Regions from separate parts of the Homo sapiens genome. Here region 2 is linked to region 1. Evidence: read pairs that join two places in POLR2A ChIA-PET (ENCODE). Cell type or tissue: OCI-LY7. All regions are shown on one strand. Region 1 overlaps ZNF608 (zinc finger protein 608). Region 2 overlaps ZNF608 (zinc finger protein 608).

Region 1 (5,000 bases):
GCTGTAAATATTCCTAGGGCTGGAGCTGCAAATCATTAGTCCTTTTGCCTCCCATTTGACCAAGTACACTAATTAACCACCTGTAAAACACCTTAATGAAGTCATATTTAAAGCAATACTGTGATGATTTTTCTATAAATAAACCCTTAAAATACACACACACACACACACACACACACACACACACACACACACACGCAAGAAATTCTAATAACTATTCCTAACATCTCCCTTTTGAGAAAGGGCAGGGAGGTGGGGGTTGAGGGTTGGAGAAGATATCTTCAAATAAGCTATCTGAAGCTTTTGCTAAATGCATACAAAGGAGCCAACCTTTAGAGTTGGAGAATCAGAATAGGGGTTAGGAAGCCTGAGACTGAATATTTGTGGAAATGAAAACAATTAAGCACTCTTCGGATAATTCAGATGCACAGCTATGATTAAGAAATAATATTTATATTAAGAGTTCAATAATTCTGTATACTGGATCAAAAATTATTTAAGTAGAAATACGACCCCCAAACCCAAGAAGGTATGTATCATAACTTCCAGTTAAAGACCATAAAAATAGTTCAACTACCATAAAAGCAGTAGGAGACTTTAAAAAAAAAATTTTTTTTTTTTTTTTGAGACAAGGTCTTTCTGTGTTTCCCAGGCTGGAGTGCAGTGGCACGATCTTGGCTCACTGCAGCCTCCGCCTCCCCAGTTCAAGCAATTCTCGGTTCTCAGCCTCTCAAATAGGTGGGATTACAGGCACGCGACACCACTCCCAGCTACAAGGTTTCTCCATATTGGCCAGGCTGGTTTTGCATTCCTGGTCTCAGGTGATTCACCCGCCTCTGCCTCCCAAAGTACTGGGATTATAGGCGTGAGCCGCGCCCTGCCTTATAGTCAGATTTATAATTCATTGCCTTTTATGGCTAAGGGGTTTTGTATTGGTTTAGGGAGACATTTCTTACTCCAAGGTTAATAAATAAAAATGTTTGGCTGGGCACAGTGGCTCACCCCTGTAATCCCAGCACTTTGGGAGGCCAAGGTGGGTGGATCACCTGAGGCCAGGAGTTCAGGACCAGCCCAGCCAACATGGTGAAACCCCATCTCTACTAGAAGTACAAAAATTAACCAGTCATGGTGGTGGGCACCTGTAATTCCAGCCACTCGAGAGGCTGAGGCAGGAGAATCACTTGAACCCAGGAGGCAGAGGTTGCAATGACCAGAGATCGTGCCACTGCACTCCAGCCTGGGTGATGGAGTGAGACGCTGACTCCATCAATCAATGAATCTGACTATACAGTTTAAGATATTTGCACGGAGTAGGGGGAGGAACAGCATAAACAGAATCAAACGACAAATGAAGAGATGGGAAAAAATATTTGCAAAGCACATAAAAAAATTTGCAAAACACATGAAAAAATTATATATTTAATTATTATACACTGAAATACTTTAAAATAAGAAATGGCCAACAACTCACTAGATAATCAAAGGTTATAAATTATCAATATTTAGGAAAATAAATACAATGGCTTGTACCCATGAAAAATGCAAATTAAAATAATAGATTACTATCAGATTAGCACAGATTAAAGCCAGAAAATTATAACTCACAGTATTAAATTGTAGAAACTACAGGCAATTCATGTTCCACCATTGCTGGGAATGCAAACGGATGCAATCAAGTTGGGGGGCAATTAAATTTTGAAACACACATGTGCAAAGATGTTCAAAGGAACATTTTAAAGGTGCAGATCAGTTTCTTTAATATGCTGTGATTTGTATAAGGGGACAAAAATATAAATATATATTCTTGAACATACGGGGACTATTTCGAGGACATACAAAACTGTTCAAAATAATTGGCTCTAGGGAACAGTCTGGGGGGCATAAGGGGGAAGTAAAACCTACTTTTCATTATATAACATTTTAGTGTAGTTTGAACTTTTACCAATTTCTGACCTCTTTTTTTAATTTAAAAAAAATAGTCAAAAAGTAATAAATGCAACTAATTTCTCAGGGCTCTGGACCAGTCTCCTAAGTAGGAGACATGGTCAAACCCAGGGAGTATGCAAAGAGTGCAAAAAAAAAAAAAAAAAAAGACTGGCATTTCTATTTATATTATTACCTCATCATTTCCAATTTTTTGTTATTTGTAACTTTAGTAAACATCAGCTATATTAATTCAACAGCACGTGTGTGTGTGTGTGTGTGTGTGTGTACACAACCAGAGACACCTGGAATACGTTCTCTGGGGAAAGTAATACTCTTTCAATTAATGTCTTCAGAGAAAGGTACCATTTTGTCCACTCTCTGAAAAAGGACTCAGTATTTACGATCTTGCATGTGAAATCAGTTAATATAATTCACACGGGGTAACATCATCTCCCTCAACCACTGAGAAATGAGAATGAAATCAAAAGCCAGAGGTTAAGCTTAGGATCAGTTCCCACACACTGAGATACGTTTAGAACTTAAGTCACAGCCTGTCCCTCCTCTGCGCAAAGCCCCCCAGTCTCTCCCACCTTTCTGAGTCTTACTTGGTTCTGGAAGGCTCTCTGGAGCCTGGCCTCAAGCTCCATCTTAGATTTCATCTTCTGGAACTCTCCTCTCTCCCTCATCCAGCTTCAGTCACTCTGGTGTCTCCTCAAACACACCAAATACACTCTCCCTCTCCTCGACCCCCGGGGGGATTGTACACAGGTCCTGGGTCTAAAAAGTTCCCTCCACAAGGGGGCCAAATGGCTCCTAACTGTACTCAGGTCCCTACTCAAACATAAACAAATAAAATTCTTCTTTTCCACCATCTCTTTCTACCACCTTCTCCTGCTTGATTCTCCCTTATAGCACGTAACGCCAACCAAAATATATTTATTTGTCTGGAATAAATTTGAATATAAGCTTCATGATAGCAGAGACTTGGTTTCTTCACTACTGTACCTCCAGGACCCAGACTGTGCTAGGCATATAATAGACATTCAAAAAAATGTTTGCTGAGGAAATATTTTTACTAGGTATTTTTGCTGGGTAAACAAAGTAAGGAATGAATAAAGGAATGAACAAATGAAAGAACAGATTGAGACCTGCTTTTATACCTCCCCCATTCTAATTATTTTTGCTGTCAGAACACAAAATGGCCAAAGCTTCTAAACTGTAGGAGGAGGCAAGGAAATGAATATTTAACTGCTGTCTATGACATGTGTATTTTTTTTAATCCCTTAACACAGCAACAATACCCTGCACAGTGATAAAATGAAAACGCTCTAGTTTTTTCCTAGAAAAAACTGTACCACTCCTAAATCTGTACATATTCTCTGACTTTCTCCTGTTATAATGGAGGACTGTCCTAGCTCCAGAGACCCATGGATGCACCCTATTTCAGGACACTGTCTCCTCTCTCTCTCTAGTATGGACAGCTCTTCTCCACCCCTCTCTCATCATTCCCATCAGCATACAAACAGGCTGTGAGAGTTCTCCACTTTAAAAAATGACAGATATTCCCTGATCTCTTTGCCCCTTATAGAAAAGGGTGCTATATTCATAGTGTCCTGTTTTTTCTCACCTCCCACAAAAAATCCAAGCACTCTAATCAAACTTTTTATTTCCCCATCACTACCCTTTACCCCAGAAACGATTTGTGCTAATGTCACCAAAAATCAATTCTGAGTCTCATTTTAACCTGACTTCTTGGCAGCAATTGACACAGCTGATCACACCTTCCTTGCTAGAATTTCTTCCATTGCTTTCCAGAAACACCAGACTGGCTGGGTTTTCTTCCCCCTCAATGGACACGGCGCTGGCTCCTACTGCTCCATAGCCCACCTCTGGGCCCTAGTCTTTTCCATTGGAACTAACTCTAGAGGTGACCTCTTCCAGCCCAATAACTTTAAAGCCCACCTATTTGCCCATAGGTGTCTCCAGCCCTGGCCTTCCTGTGGAAGGACCATAATCACTTGGCAGCCACAGGATATATCAAAAATGAGTCACAACTCTTGATTCCATCCACCTCCAAAATCCAGGTATTTTCCTTAATTCTCATTCTTTCACAACTCCACATATATCCATATCCTCATTATCTCAGGACAACGTGACCATTTCTTGCCACTTCCCACCACTTCCATGCCTACCAAAGAAGCCTATCTTCTCTCACCAGGACCACTGAAAAAGTCTTGCAACTGATTTCCCTTGTCCTCTTCTTGCCTCTCTACAGTCAATTCTCTATACAACAGTCAACAGTAAGATTTGTTTAAAAAAAAAAAAAAAAAAAAAAGTCACTGCCTTGCTCAAAATTCTGAAATGGTTTCTCATCGCATTCAAGCTAAAATCCAAATTCCTTACCATGGCCTACAAGGCCCTGCATGACCTGGCCTCTGCCCAACTCCGAGTCCAATCTGGACATGGGCTGTGCGCCCAACACATATGTGTTACCTGAGTGGATTTAACAGCATGTGCAGTCGGTCAAGAAACAGACTAGGAAGCATCTCCAGACAAAAAAAAAGTGCAAACATCCAACCAACTGGGATTCCGGGCTTTGGATCCTCTCTCAATTCAGCATCAGTTGCTGTATCTGCTCTTTCTCTCCCATCTCAAGCTTGTACTTAACACAGGCCTCTACCCTGTAACAGAGCTTCAAAATCACAGTGAGATCCTACACTTCAACTTCATCCCTTTACCTATAGTTCCTAGCACCAAAGGTCTTACAGTGACAGCAACAGAGTTTTGCAACAAGTGGGCAAATCTCCTCCAGTAAATTTCTTCTCCACTGTGTTCTAAATGTGCCAGGATTTTCAATAGAAAATTTCACAACCCTGTGCTCTGTCAACTCTAAAACCCTCTCCTCTCCCCAAGTCAAGGCTTCAGAGGAAATAAAAAAGTATCACTGCTTATACAGGCTGTACTGAGTTTATCACATCCATTATCTTTCTGACTTCTGTCCTTGGGATTCCAGTTGGTCTTGACCTTGTATAGCTGCCCTCACAGTATCTTTGTCAGTTTATGCATACTACTTC
Region 2 (5,000 bases), 82 kb before region 1:
TATATAGATATAATGTGTTAGACTAGAAATAAAACCTCTTTCTCTTCCAAGTTCTTATTACACTCAATACAAATTGTTTAAGAAATAGGAAAGCTCTCTTTTAACACTACTAGATGACATCAACTAAAAAGACCTGAATAAATAAAAATGACCCCTTCACATTTGTATATCACTTCCCAGTTTTGGAAACACCTTCAAACATATTATCTTACTTTCTATTCACACAGTAGCATAAGAGGCAACTTGGCAAGTGCAATAGACTAAATTATGTCTCCTCAAAATATGTTGAAGCTCTAATCCACAATGTGATTAGATTTGGAGATGGGGCTTATAAGGAGGTAATTAAGGTTAAATCAGGTCATATGGGTGGGACCCTAATAGGGCATGATTAGTGTCCTTATAAGAAAGCACACGAGGGCTCCCCCCTGCCCCTTCCCCACCCACCAGCTCATGCACAAAGAAGAGGTCATATGAGCGCACAGCAAGACAGCAGCTGCACACAAGCCAGGAAGAGAGGCCTGAGCAGACGCTGGCTGTACTGGCACCCTGATCTTGAACTTCCAGCCTCCAGAACTGTGAGAAAATAAATTCCTGTTGTTTAAAGCCATGCAATCTGTGGTATTCTAGCAAGTTGTAAAGATGGTGCCACCACCCACCTACTATGAGATGACAAAGATGGGACAAATAATACATGCTCAACTAATGAACTACAAGGTGAAGATTCCCTCATATCAATCCTATGGCTTAAAACATGTTTCTCTTTCTCAATTCTCCCATTTAGTGAAGTCGCAGCAGTGAAGGGCTGTGAAGAACCCTCGAATGAGGTTATAAAAGTGTTAAACCTGATCACATTACTCCCATGATTTCCATGGGAAAAGAGCAACTTAAAAGGCATGCAGAAATCAGAACAAGTAATTTCACCAAAGCTTCCCACCATCCCTCCCTTTTTCTACAATTTTCCTGAAGTAGATATCTGATCTTCTGATTGTTATATTCAGTGCCCCAGACACTGGCCACCGCCCTCAGTCTGTGAGATAACAGTAAGCTGCCGATAACATCAACTGGTGACAATTATTAAGTGGTAGCCATTTCATGTCTCAATAGAATACAAAGATGTGGGAATAGCCTTAGCTGTGTCACTAGAAAATAAGTGTTAAAAACCCTCCTGAGAGCTAATGTGAACTCAAAGCTCAATATTTTTAAGATGTGAAATGCAATTTTAGCAACTGTTTTCCAAAGCAGAATGGACAAAGACACAGTAATGATAGAGCTGCTGACCTTGAAAAGGGTCATATTGACCCGGGATTAGCGGGTAACCCATGCCAACGTGGGTGTGGTGGTGCGTGTGCAGGTGCCGCTGGCCGAAGGGGGAGTGGCGATCCCTTTCCCTTTCTGCCTCCCGTTCCCGCTCAGCTGTAGCCTTTTCCACAGGCTGCAACAGAAAAGAGAAATTTTCCCCCTTCATGCTCTGAAAATCAACTTTTAAGAGTACTAAACCACCTTTGTCCCTTCGACAATATTGTGTTAATGATTAAAAAGTAAATATAAAGATACAATTCTTTAGTAACTAAAGAGAATTTCAAAAAACATGCATTAGTTTCAGTTGGAATTAAGCCAACACAAAAGAACTACTCCACCCAAAGTAAACCAAGTGACACCAATGTTTTCCTGAAATGACGGAAATAAGAGGATTTCTCTCTATATTCATTCATAATTGCAGGTTAAGAATTTACCCAATTGCTTCCCATAAACAACTTTTACAAAATAAGTAGTTTTGGAGATATCTTTAAGGTCAAGTTTTCTAATTACACTTGTATTTTGTGGAGAGAACATATCTCACAGTTTTAAACGTGTCTGTATACATTTTGTTCTACTGAAAAAACATGCTCTAAAGTTATATGCCAATATAAAGCACAAGAAATCACTGTCCTACACCCACATTTTGAATCTCTCAATTTTTGAACTCTCAAAGAGAAGGCCCCATCCTCCCAAACCATAGTTTGGGGTAAGGATGGTTCATTTCCTATGACTTTCTACCTTTACAGCCTAACCACCCTTTAACTAAAGTTATACTTCTCACTTAAAAGAAATCCTTGTACTAAGAAGGAGGACTCAGAAAAAGATTCAGAAATCCCCTTTTCTGGTTTCTCTATAGAGTTTCTGGTAGACTCACACACATTGCAGATACTATTATTTTAATTTACTTTAAACTCTTTCCTAGCCAAGCACCATCCTATTTTTGTTTAGTCTCTCTTCACAACAGTCTCTAGGACTAGAGCAGTCACCTTTTTTGGGGAAGAGCCATCTTTCACAGACATTGTATTACTTCAGCAGAGTTAAAGGGACATGACAAAGAGTCAAGGCCAGAAAACAGCAGACACAGCTCTCACTCCTAAGCCACATGACTTACTCTTGCAAATGAGCCTCACACTGTACAAGGCTCAAATTTGTGCCTTATTACATGTCACGGGCACTCAGCTTTGCTCGTGATGAACCCCCAACCATGAACACTGATGATGTGAATATGAAGGGTCAATACAAGTAGCAGAAACCTCAAATCTCTCCAGAAGTCAAGTTAACAACAAAGATAAGTGATGCAGATTAGGGAGCTTCTATTTATATCCATGCACATTGATGGGGAGCAGCACATCTGCCTAGATGGGGCTACTAGTTCCCATCAGTTACTGCCATGTCATTTTGAACCAGATTTTCTATTGTCTTTTTTTTTTTTTTTTTTTTTTTTGAGACAGAGCCTTGCTCTGTCGCCCACGCTAGAGTGCAGTGGCACAATCTCTGCTCACTGCAACCTCTGCCTCTCGGGCTCAAGCAAATCTCCTGCCTCAGCCTTCTGAGTAACTTGGATTACAGGTGCCCACTACCACTAGGCTACTTTTTGTATTTTTAGTAGAGACGGAGTTTCACCATATTGGCCAGGCTGGTCTCGAATTCCTGACCTCAGGTGATCTGCCCGCCTCGGCCTCCCAAAGTGCTGGGATTACAGGCAGTGGCTCACTCCCGGCCCAGATTTTCTATTGTCTTAAGAGAAAGAGGTGATCTGAACTTGCATGTAAAATGTCTGATTTTTAAAAGGTATCCTGCAAGAAAACATTTTTTGAAAAGCTTGATTTGCCCAAAAAGTCAACAGTTTGTAGCCTCTGAACTACTTACTTACCAAAATTATATAAAATATACTCCTCTGTTACCTAATTCCTCAATGTCTTATCAAACATATTTTGCACCAAAAGTTGGTTCCTATGAATTTAAATTTCCACCTAACAACCATCCTCCTGGGTAAGCAAGGTATACTAGATTTTGCAACAGAAAAGCTTGCTACTGCCATACGTGCTTTAACAATTTTCTCTCATGTGTGAAAGCGTCTTACTTTTGAACGCTCCATTCTTTACGTATTAGGATAAAACAGCATCCTGAAATCACAGCTGGGTTCCGAAACCATTTATATTTCAAGACTGTTCTCTAGCTTGTTCCCCTTTCTCCCCAAATCACAGTACTTTTAAATAACAACAAAAGGAGGCTTACAGCAGGAGACTTGCTGCGGTATTGGTTAGCATGCTGCTGGAGCAAATCCAGTGCTTTAGATTCAGTGGTTGTTTTCGTGTTGACGCTAGGGCTGGTATTGACTTTCTCTGTCTCTTCTCTCCCTGACATCTTCCCATAAACAGGATAATGAAATCCTGGAGAGAGATATGCCCCTGCAGATAAACAACAAATGCCACATCAAGTTACAGGCTATATCTTTAAAAAAAATCATTTGGGTTACATGAATTTGGGATAAGAGTCAAAGAGATCTTAAAATAGGGGGTTACATTAAGAATGGGCTACATCATCATTAAACTGTGTCTAGCTTCTCCAATTTTCTTCTCCCAGTTAATTCATCCTGATGAAGGGAGGTTATAAACAGAATTGAGCTTATAGCCATTTCATACATTTACGTGTCCGCTTAAGTGAAAGGAATAGTAACTATAATGATTATGACAGTAAGTGCTTAGAATATTTTTATAGGCAATAAAGTATCTGTCAGCCTAACAGCTATAGCAGACCATCAGAGACTATGGAAACTATGGCTGAGGATTCTTGACATTTCATTAAAAAAACTTATATTAAATCAGTTTTATCTTTGGGACTTTAAACAGCATAAAAACAAGGAAAACAAATGTCACTCTTGAAGCTTCTAATTTATCTTGAGTTTTTAACAGCTAATATTTGAACATCGCCTCTTTCCTCCAATATAGTCAGAACCGACAACACGTACCAGGATAACTGTGCATTAGGACGGGAGAAACAGCCCGGTATGCAGGATGGCTGGGGTCGTACATCTGTGGGTAAGGATAAGCATGCAAGTACTGTATGTATGACTGATGCTGACTCATGGGTGAGGAGACAGCCACTCTTGTTCCCCGAGAGTCCTTCCAGTTCACAGGAGTCTTTCGATCATCATTTTTCAGCTTGCTCTCCTCCATTGATTGAGAATCAGGATGCTTGGCCTCTTTGGGCTCCTCTTTAATGCTTGTTAACGATACAGGAAGGCTGGGCACACCACTCTCTTTATTAGGAGTTTTCCTCGGACTATCCTCTTTTAATTTCTTCTCTCTATCAAGTTCTTCTGACTTTTGCTGATCCAGATATTTGGGCTGGTATACATAATGATGCCATGTTCTTGAATCTGGGTCCTGATTTTTTTGTTTTAAAGAAAAAAAACCCAACAGATTTGTTTTAAAATTTCAATTTTAAAGAAAACTTGTTAATAATCATGACAGCACTAGCACTCTTAATTTTAATGCTAAGTTGACATTTATTTCTGTGCTAGACACTGTGCTAATTGCTTTACCTCCTTCTCTTACAAAGTAATAATGTCCCAGGTAGGCATTATTACTGATCCCCTGTACAGAAGATAAAACCAAAGTGTTTAAAGTTCAGGCAACATCAAGGTCATGCTGCTGCCCAGTCGTGGAGCTGGGCTTCAAACTCAGGTCTGCTGAAAT

Evidence for each region. ChIA-PET counts read pairs that join two places held together with the same protein. Peaks named below come from ENCODE experiments on the same cell type or tissue, not always from the same donor. Only the 100,000 strongest peaks of a DNase experiment are listed, where the experiment ranks them.
Region 2: POLR2A ChIA-PET joins it to region 1 with 11 read pairs; 9 of 35 experiments call an interaction of 5 or more read pairs at or near these places.

What each region holds. Positions count from the first base shown.
Region 1 is chr5:124,722,424-124,727,423 of GRCh38, forward strand. The region is part of intron 2 of ZNF608 (zinc finger protein 608); the gene reads right to left. Among named protein-coding and RNA genes, the nearest start is that of ZNF608, 22 kb to the right of the region's middle. In OCI-LY7, CTCF peaks have their summits at 2,716 and 2,916; a DNase peak (open chromatin) is centred at 2,698; H3K4me3 peaks cover 3,220 bases; H3K27ac peaks cover 3,684 bases.
Region 2 is chr5:124,639,974-124,644,973 of GRCh38, forward strand. ZNF608 (zinc finger protein 608) reads right to left here. Exons shown (of 10, transcript NM_020747.3): 6 at 4,271-4,688; 7 at 3,538-3,710; 8 at 1,279-1,432. Among named protein-coding and RNA genes, the nearest start is that of ZNF608, 100 kb to the right of the region's middle. In OCI-LY7, no CTCF peak of the experiment used is centred here; no DNase peak of the experiment used is centred here.